Linked DNA regions of Homo sapiens: region 2 is linked to region 1. A link is an interaction called in ENCODE POLR2A ChIA-PET data of the cell type or tissue named here. Cell type or tissue: HCT116. All regions are shown on one strand.

What was found. ChIA-PET counts read pairs that join two places held together with the same protein. Peaks named below come from ENCODE experiments on the same cell type or tissue, not always from the same donor. Only the 100,000 strongest peaks of a DNase experiment are listed, where the experiment ranks them.
Region 2: POLR2A ChIA-PET joins it to region 1 with 5 read pairs; 5 of 35 experiments call an interaction of 5 or more read pairs at or near these places.

The regions. Positions count from the first base shown.
Region 1 is chr12:131,964,161-131,969,160 of GRCh38, reverse strand. All of the region lies in intron 2 of EP400 (E1A binding protein p400), which reads right to left. Among named protein-coding and RNA genes, the nearest start is that of EP400, 17 kb to the right of the region's middle. In HCT116, no CTCF peak of the experiment used is centred here; no DNase peak of the experiment used is centred here.
Region 2 is chr12:131,862,997-131,867,996 of GRCh38, reverse strand. LOC124903058 (a long non-coding RNA gene) reads right to left here. Exons shown (of 2, transcript XR_007063537.1): 1 at 4,841-5,000; 2 at 3,461-4,049. Among named protein-coding and RNA genes, the nearest start is that of ULK1, 29 kb to the left of the region's middle. RefSeq lists enhancers at 1-173, 3,314-3,977, 4,642-5,000. In HCT116, no CTCF peak of the experiment used is centred here; a DNase peak (open chromatin) is centred at 2,646; H3K4me3 peaks cover 616 bases.

The DNA of each region.
Region 1 (5,000 bases):
ATCTGCAAAATCTACAGTTAACATCTTACTTAAAGGTGGAAGACTAACTGCCTTCCCCCTAGATCAGGAAGGAGATCATACTGGGTGCCCTTGCCAATACGATAAAAAAAAAAAAGAAAAGTAAAGAAATAAAAAGCATACAGATTGAAAAAGAAAAAAAATCCTGCTCTATTTGCAGACATGATTCTCTATGTAGAGAATCCCATGGAATCTACAAAAAAGCTCCTAAAACTAATAAATGAGTTTAGCAAGGTTGCAGAATGTAGGTTCAAATAATCAACTGTATACCTATATACTTACAATAAACAGCTGGAAATTTTTTTAAGTACTACTTATAATACCCCCCAAAATTGGAATACTGAGGTATAAACCTAAGAAAATATATGGTATGCTGAAAGTTACAAAATGTTGATGAAAGAAATCAAAGAATACTGAAATAAATGGAGAGATACACCATATTCATGGACTGGAAGACTCATATTGTTAAGATATCACTCCTCCCTAAACAGGTCAATGGACGCAACACAATTCTAATCAAAATCCCAGCAAGATGTTTTGTAGATATCAACAAGCTCATTCTAAAATGTATACAAAAAGGGAAAGGAACCAGAATGACCAAAATAATTTTGAAAAAGGAGAACAAACTTGGAGAACTCACACTACTTGACTTCAAAACTTACATAAAGCTATAGTAATCACAATAGTGTGACACTGGCAGAGAAAAACACATAAAGAGACGGGAAGAGAAGAGAATCCAGAAACAGAACCATAAAAGTATCAACTCATCTTTGGCAAAGGTGCAAGTCAACTCAACATACATAGATCGTCTGTTCAAGAAATGGCATGGAACAACTGAACATTCACATGCAAATTTCTTATATTTGCCATGTTACACAAAATTTTACGCAAAATAAATCATAGATCTAAAAGTAAAACTATAAAACTTCTACGAGACAACACAGAAGAACATCTTTCTGACCCTGGATTGAGCAGAGCTCTTAGATATGGCATCAAAAGCAAATCCATAAAAGAAAAAAACGATAAATTGTACTTCCACAAAATTTAAAACTTTTGTTCTGAAAAAGATAGTCTTAAGAGAAGAAAAAAACAAGCCAAAGACAGGAAAAAATACTTGCAAAACATGTAGCTGACAAAAAACATGTCCATATTATGTGAAGAATTTTCAAATGCAGTAATAACTCTGAAAAAATGGGTGAGACATGAACAGATACTTTGTCAAAGATATACGAACAGCAAATGAAAAAATGCTCAACTTTATTAGTCTTCAGAGACATCCAAATTAAAATAAACTAGACCTGGAATGATTAAAAAAGAAAACTGACAATAACAAGTACTAGAGAAGAAGCAAAACGAAGAGAACTATCATACATTGCTACTGGGAACACAAAATGGTACAGGCACTTTGAGAAAGTTTGGAAGTTTCTTTGAATCTTTTTTTTTTTTTCTTTTTGAGACAGAGTCTCACTCTGTCGCCCAGGCTAGAGTGCAGTGGTGCCATCTTGGCTCACTGCAACCTCCGCCTCCCAGGTTCAAGAGATTTTCCTGCCTCAGACTCCCAAGTAGCTGGGACTACAGCGGCACGCCACTACGCCTGGCTAATTTTTTTTTTTTTTAAGTAGAGATGGGGTTTCACTATGTTGGTCAGGCTGGTCTCGAACTCCTGGCCTCAACTGATCTGCCAGCCTCGGCCTCCCAAAGTGCTGGGATTACAGGCATGAGCCACTGTGCCCAGCCTTTTTATTTATTTATTTATTTTTTTGAGTCAGAGTCTTGCTCTGTCACCCAGGCTGGAGTGCAGTGGCATGATCTCAGCTCACTGCAACCTCCATCTCCTGGGTTCAAGCAATTCTCCTACCTCAGCCTCCCGAGTAGTTGGGATTACAGGCGCCCACTACCACGCCCAGCTGATTTTTGCATTTTTAGTAGAGACGGGGTTTCACTACGTTGGCCAGGCTGGTCTCGAACTCCTGACCTCAAGTGATCCGCCCCCCTTCGGCCTCCCAAAGTGCTGGAATTACAGGCATGAGCCACCGCACCTAGCCACCTTTTTATTTTTTTGAGACAGGGTCTCACTATGTGGCCCTGTGGCCCAGGATGGAGTGCACTGGCATGTCCACGACTCACTGCACCCTCGAACTCCAGGACTCAAGCAATCCTTCCACCTCAGCCTCCAAGTAGCTGGGACTACTACAGGTGTGTATCACTACACATAGGTTTTTTTTTTTTTTTTTTTTTTGAGACAAGTCTCACTCTTGTCACCCAGGCTGGAGTGCAATGGGGTGAACTCGGCTCACTGTAACCTCCACCTCCCAAGTTCAAGTGATTCTCCTGCCTCAGCCTCCCAAGTAGCTGGGATTACAGGTGCCCGCCACCATGCCCGGCTAATTGTGGTATTTTTAGTAGAGATGGAGTTTCACCATGTTGGCCAGGCTGGTCTCAAACTCCTGACCTCAGGTGATCTGCCTGCCTCAGCCTCCGAAAGTGCTGGGATTACAGGCATGAGCTACCACGCCCGGCCTAATTTTTTAATTTTTAGTAGAGACAGGGTGGTCTTTTTTTTTTTTTTTTTTTTTTTTTGAGGTAGGGTATCACTCTGTGGCCCAGGCTGGTGTGCAGTGGCGCTGTCTCAGCTCATTGCAACCTCCGCCTCCTGGGTTCAAGCAATTCTCGTGCCTCCTGAGAAGCTGGAATTACAGGCGTGTGCCACCATGCCCAGCTGATTTTTGCAATTTTAGCAGAGACAGGGTTTCACCACGTTGGCCAAGCTGGTCTCTACTGACCTCAGGTAATCCACCCATGTAGGCCTCCCAAAGTGCTGGGACTACAGGCATGAGCCATCATGCCTAGTCCAGGCTGGTCTTAAATTCCCAGCCTCAAGTGATCCTCCACCTTGGCCTCCCAAAGTGCTGGGATTTCAGGCGTGAACCACAGTGCCTGGCCCAGGTTGGTCTTAAATTTCTGGCCTCAAGCAATCCTCCCGCCTCAGCATCCCAAAGTGCTGGGATTACAGGTGTGTGCCACTGCACCCGGCCGGACGGGTTCTTAATAAAGTTCAACATACCCAGAAATCTGATTCCTAGTTTTTCTTTTTTTTTTTTTTTGAAATCAGCCAGCCAGCCACCCAAACCAGAATACTTTCAGAGAGACTCTTTGACTCCTAGGCATTTATCCAAATGAAATGAATACCTATGTTGACATGAAAAACTGTATGTGAACATTTGTAGCAGCTTTATTCCCAAATTCTGAAAACTGGAAACAACCCAAATATTCTTTAAAGGGTAAATGGATAAACAAACTGGGGCACATTCACACAATGGAATAGCACTCAGCAATAAAAAGAACAAATTAATGGTAAATAAAACAAAGTAGATGAATCTGAAATGCATTATCTTAAGTGAAAGAAGCCAGACTGAAAAGCAACCCAGACTAGGATTCCATAGATATTCATTCTGGAAAAGGCAAAATCATTAGCGATGGAGAACAAAGGTCAAGGGAGGCGTGAAGGGTTGATGAGGGAACATTTTGGGAGGTGATGGAGCTTCTGTTGCTTGACTGTGGTGGTGGTTACACAACTCAATGGATTCGTCAAAATTCACAAGTACAGACTAAAAAACAGTGCATTTTACTGAATGTACATTAAATAAGTTTAAACAAACATAAGCAAATAAATACTGATAGTGATATATTACAGCCTACTGATTCTAATAAATGTAGACAGAATGATGGAGTTAGAAAACCCAGCATGGATTCTTTATAGTAATAACTGATTCAGGCAAGACTCACCAACAGATGCTAGAACTAGTGGGTAAAAGTTTAAGGAGATTCAGGATATTTACATAGTCTCAAAGTATCTTCCCCCAAATTACTCATCATTTAAAAAAGGAAAAATAAATAAATTTCCACTGGACAGGCCTGGTAGAAACCACCTTAACGAAGTGGTCAGAGTTAACATTACTAGTTATAGGACAAAGTGACATCACACCCTTCTGATAAGACACATTGAAACGGACATATCATTACTTCTATAGCAATCTTCTCAAAAATACATGATCCAAAGAGGACACAAGAAAACATCAGACAATCCCACATCAAAGGACACTGTACAAAATAATTGGTCTGTACTTTTTAACGCCCAGGCCCAGGCCAAAGCCAAGGTCATGAAAGACTAAGAAACCAACCCAGATTAAAAAGGCCAGAGAGGCATGACAACTTGATACTGGACTAGGGGGAAAGAAACACTATGAAGGACATCCTTGAGACAAGAGATGAAATTTGAATATAAACTATGGATTAGAATGTATTATTGTACTACTGTACAATTTCCTGATATTTATCACTGTACTGTGATTAGGTAAGGAAACATTCTTATCTAATACATGCTGAAGTATTTACAGATAAAAGAATAGGATATGATGTTTTAGATATGTGTATATATATGAGAATGAAAATAATGCAAATGGGGCAAAAACAACTGATAAATTTGGTAAAGGATATAAGGGGTTTTTAAAATAATTAATTGCAACTATTATGTACATTTGAAATTAAATCAAAATTTAAAGTAACAACAAAAATCCCAAGGATGAAACTGCTTTCACAACCCAACACTATCTATTCCAAAGCTAGTAGAAATTTGATGGTTTGTTTGGTTTTTGTTTGTTTGTTTGTTTGTTTTTGAGACGGAGTCCTGCTCTACTGCCCAGGCTGGAGTGCAGTGACACAATCTCGGCTCACTGCAACCTCCGCCTCCCAGGTTCAAGCAATTCTCCTGCCTCAGCCTCCTGAGTAGCCGGGATTATAGGCATGCACCACCATGCCCAGCTAATTTTCATAGTTTTAGTAGGGACAGCATTTCACCCTGTTGGCTAGGCTGGTCTCGAATTCCTGACCTCAGGTGATCCATGCACCTCAGTCTCCCAAAGTGCTGGGATTACAGGCGTGAGTGACCTGTGTTTTTAAATTATTGGCATTACTAATTTAAC
Region 2 (5,000 bases), 100 kb after region 1:
CTTCTAACCATCCTTCCATGCCCACCACACACCTCGGGCCAAGCTCAGTCATGTGAGCTCCCACCTCAGCCCTGCCAGGCTCATACTCCGCTGGAACCGCACAAGGCTGGCACTCTGTGACTTTAGGATTCAGCCGGATGTCCCCTCCTAAGGGGCTGTCCCTGATCACCTAAACCAAAGCCACGCCTCCCGGGCCCCTGTACTCCTCATCTTCCCCGGCCCACATGGCTTCAAGCTTCCATCACAGGACAACTGGCCCTGATGTTCACTCACAACGTGGAGGAAATAGGAAGCCACTGTAGCTCAAGAGGTTTACACAACTCACGTGGCCCTGGATGGGGTAATCGTTCAAACGAATCCATGTAAAGATATTTTGTGGGGACGGGACACATTTCAATATGGATGGGTCTCACACGACCTTACAAAATCATTGTGTGTGGGGATGGGACACATTTCAATATGGATGGGTCTGACACAACATTACAAAATCATTGTGTTTTTGGTGTTTTTTAGATAAGGGGTCTCACTATGTTGCCCAGGCTGGTCTTGAACCCTAGGCTCAAGCGATCCTATAGTCTCAGTCTCAGAAAGTGCTGGGATTCCAGGCATGACCCATGGTGCCTGGGCCGGAATTGTTAATTTTGTCAAATGTGATCGTGATATTGTTATGTAGGAAAATGTGCACCTTCTTAGAGAGAGAGAGAAAATATTTAGGAGAGACATGTCATGATATCTGTTTTTATTTCAAAATTGCTATAACAAGCACAAAAATAAATAAAGCAACATCCAAAGCCCTCACAATGCTGGAATCTAGGTGCGGTGCTTATAAAAGGCTGTTCATTCAACTACTTTCTTTTAAAAAAAATTTCTTTTGAGACAGGGTCTCACTCTGTTGCCCCAGGCTAAAGTGCAGTGGAGAAATCATAGCTCACTGCAGCCTCCAACTCCCAGACTCAAGCGATCCTCCTACCTCAGCCTCCCTAGTAGCTGGGACTACCAGTGCACACCACCATGCCCGGCTAATTTTTGAATTTTTTTCACAGACGGGATTTTGCCATGTTGCCCAGGGTGGTCTTACACTCCAGGGCTCCAGTGATCCACCTGCCTCAGCCTCCCAAAGTGCCGGAATTACAGTCCACTCCTTTTTTTTTTTTTTTTTTCTGAGACAGAGTCTTGCTCTGTTGCCCAGGCTGGAGTGCAGTGGCGTAATCTCAGCTCGCTGCAACCTCCACCTCCCAGGTTCAAGCAATTCTCCTGCCTCAGCCTCCTGAGTAGCTAAGATTACAAGCACCTGCCACCCTGCCTGGCTAATTTTTGTATTTTGGTAGATACGGGGTTTCGCCATGTTGGCCAAGCTGGTCTCGAACTCCTGACCTCAAGTGATCTACCCACCTCAGCCTCCCAAAGTGCTGAGATTACAGGTGTGAGCCACCGCGCCAGGCCCAGTCAACTACTTTCTTTTTTCTTTTTTCTTTTTTTTGAGACGGAGTCTCTCGCTCTGTCGCCCAGGCTGGAGTGCAATGGCTTGATCTTAGCTCACTGCAACCTCCACCTCCTGGGTTCAAGCGATTCTCCTGCCTCAGCCTGAGTAGTTGGGATTACAGGCGCCCACCACCACGCTTGGCTAATTTTTGTATTTTTTAGTAGAGATGGGGGTTTCACCACGTTGGCCAGGCTGGTCTCGAACTCCTGACCTCAGGTGATCTGCCCGCCTCGGCCTCCCAAAGTGCTGGGATTACAGGTGTGAGCCACTGCACCCAGCCAAGTCAACTCCTTTCTAAGCTTGAAAATTTTCGTGAAGAAGAAATACTGTATATGAGAAAAGAAAAAAGAACATACTGGGAATTCCTGTATGTTTACTTAAATAATCTTCTCAGACCTTTTTCTTTATTGCTATGTAATACATACATAATAATATACATAGCACATATAAACAGCATAATTAAATAAGGAACACCCTGTAAATCACCACCTCACCCAAAACTAAGAACATCTCCAATTTATTTTTTCTGTTTGTTCTGAGACAGGGTCTCGCTCTGTCGTGCAGGCCGGAGTGCAATGGCAGGATCTTGGCTCACTGCAGCTTCCACCTCCCTGGCTGAAGCAATTCTCCCATCTCAGCTTCCTGAGTAGCTGGGACTACAGCGTGCACCACTATGACTGGCTGTTTTATTTTTATTCTTACTTTTTGTAGAGATTGGGGGCGGGGGGGGTGGTCTCACTAAGTTGCCCAGGCTGGTCTCGAACTCCTGCCTCCAGCGATCCTCCCACCTCAGCTTCTTCAAGTGCTGGGGTTACAGGTGTGACCACCGCGCCCGGCCCAGTCATTTTCATTGTCATCTGTGGTCCTCCCATCCCATCCTCCCAACCTCCCCAACCAGGCTACTCATGCCTGAGTTTTGCGCTTATTATTCCTTTGTTTTTTGTTATTTCTACTGAAGTGTAACCGATTCTCAGTCAAGTGCACTAATATGAAGGGCACAGCCTGATTCATTTTTGCTCACATGCACACCTGTGTCACCACAGCCCCTCAAGATGTAGGGCATCTCAGACCCTAGGAAGCTGGCAGGTGCCCCGTCGTTCCTGACGAGTGAGTCACTGTCCTGATCTCAGCCTCTGGACATTAGCGTGCCCATCCCCGGACTGCACATAAATGGAGTCAGACAGGACTCACCCTGTGTCAGCTGCGAGACTCCCCGCTGACACTGCATCATCTCCTTGCTTCTCACTAAACAGTCTTAGCGCGTATGTGCGTGTGTATACCTAGAAGCTATCTTAGCACGTATGTGTGTGTATACCTAGAAGTGATCTTAGTGCATATGTGCGTGTGTATACCTAGAAGCTATCTTAGCACGTATGTGTGTGTATACCTAGAAGCGATCTTAGTGCGTATGTGCATGTGTATACCTAGAAGCTATCTTTTCCAGCTTTGCTTTTTTTTTTTTTTTTTGAGACAGTCTCACTCTGTCGCCCAGGATGGAGTGCAGTGGTGGGATCTCGGCTCACTGCAAGCTCTGCCTCCTGGGTTCACGCCATTCTCCTCCCTCAGCCTCCCGAGTAGCTGGGACTACAGGCGCCTGCCACCACGCCTGGCTAATACGGGGTTTCACCATGTTAGCCAGGATGGTCTCGATCTCCTGACCTCGTGATCCACCCGCCTCAGCCTCCCAAAGTGTTGGGATTACAGGCGTGAGCCACCGCACCCGGCCTGCTTGTTTTTAAGCTTTATAAAAATAGCACCATAGTATAGAAAAAAAAACACCTGTGTTTCACAGGAAAACTATGCATTTTAAATCAGAGCAGGTACTCCAGGGCTGTCAGATTCTAGCTTTTCGTTGTCTTTGAGCTGTTGTACATCACGTTGTAGGCTGAGGCAACTGACAGACAGAAATTCTTTCTTATCCACCAGGTTCCATTGTCTTTCCTCCCACCTCTTAGGAAAAAAAAAAACAGATTTTCCTGCATTTACATATTCATTTTAATATTCTGTTGTTTTTTTTTCTTTTTCTTTCTTTTTTTTTTTTTTGTTTTTTTTTGAGACAGGGTCTTGCTCCGTCACCCAGGATGGAGTGCAGTGGTGCAATCACAGCCCACTGCAGCCTTGAACTCCCAAGACTCAAGCCATCCTCCCGCTTCCACCTCTCAAAGTGCTGGGATTACAGGCTTCTTGTGTGAATTGCCTGCTCATGTTCCAGCAGGAAGCCGGGATGGAGGAGGAGCCACCCCTGGGGGGTCCAGGTTGCTGCTGTGCCCTGTGCCTGGAACAGAGTAGGCGCTCCGCCAATAGCTGTGAGGCCCAGGCATATGCCAGGGGTTGCCGTCAAAGGCATGCAGGTGCTAACAGGCCGGGGCCCCGGGCGCTGAGGTCTCCGACGTGGGGTGGAGGACAGCTCATTCGCAGCGGTAAGGGGACTCAACTCCTCGCCGGGGCTGCCCGACAGACAGCCAGGGTGGATTTCTTCACCGTTTCTTCTCAGACACGCTGGTGTTATTTCTGGTTCATGCATGCTGGGAAAGATGTCCCTGGATTGTCCCCGCCCCTATTTCACCTGCGGCAACAGATGGGGACATGGCATCGTTATGACCCTGTGAAATAAAACAGACATCTGTCCTGGCCGGCTGCTGTGGAAATGCTCTGTTTTCCAAATGCACAAAGCACTCATCTCAGATGCTCTGAGTGGGCCGTCTTGATCTTGCTGACAGGTTAGAAGCTTTGGTGCAGGCGCTGAATCGACCCACCTAAGATGCCAGCCCTGGCAGGGGGTTGCTTGGCCACAGAGCAGCAGGGGCCTGCGCGGTCCTGTGTTCCCCTCTATGCTCTCGGCCCAAGTGTCCCCTCCTCAGACCCCAGCCACTCTCGTGACCCCTAGGAGCCAGGTGCAGCCCGACCTCACTCCTGAGTCCCTCGCCCAGGCAACCTCTGGACCTATAGGAACACAGGGGTGAGGGTGGGGCCTTTGGAACCCCTTCACCTCCCAGGCCCCCAGACAGCCTCCAGGCCTGGGGTCTCACACCCAAGTGCCTTCAGAGAGGAGGAGAGCTTGCGAAATCCCTCCAGCCCCAGGCAAAGGCGGTTCTGTGCATTTATGCTTTTGAGCAACAAAGCCGCCCCCGCAGGCTCGTGGGTAAAAACTCCCCTGCTCCAGCCTAGAGGTCTGGGGTCAGCTGGGGAGGCCCAGCCCCTTCACCCCTCCCTCCCCACTTCACCCTCCCTCCCCTTTCACCCTTCCCTACCCCCTTCACCCCTCCCCCGACCCTTCACCCCTCCCTCCCCAGGCACGACTGCTGAGTCAGCAAAGACAGCCGGGTGTGTGGCAGCCCTAGTCATCATCCCCCAAACCTGGCAGCAACCGGGACGCCCTGCAGTCGGTGAGTGGGTGGGTCAGCGGGGTGCATCCAGACAGTGGGACTCTATTCAATACCAAGAGGAAAAGAGCTTCCAAACTCTGAAGACACAGAAGAAATGACAATGCACGTTACTAAGTGAAAGAAGCCGCCTG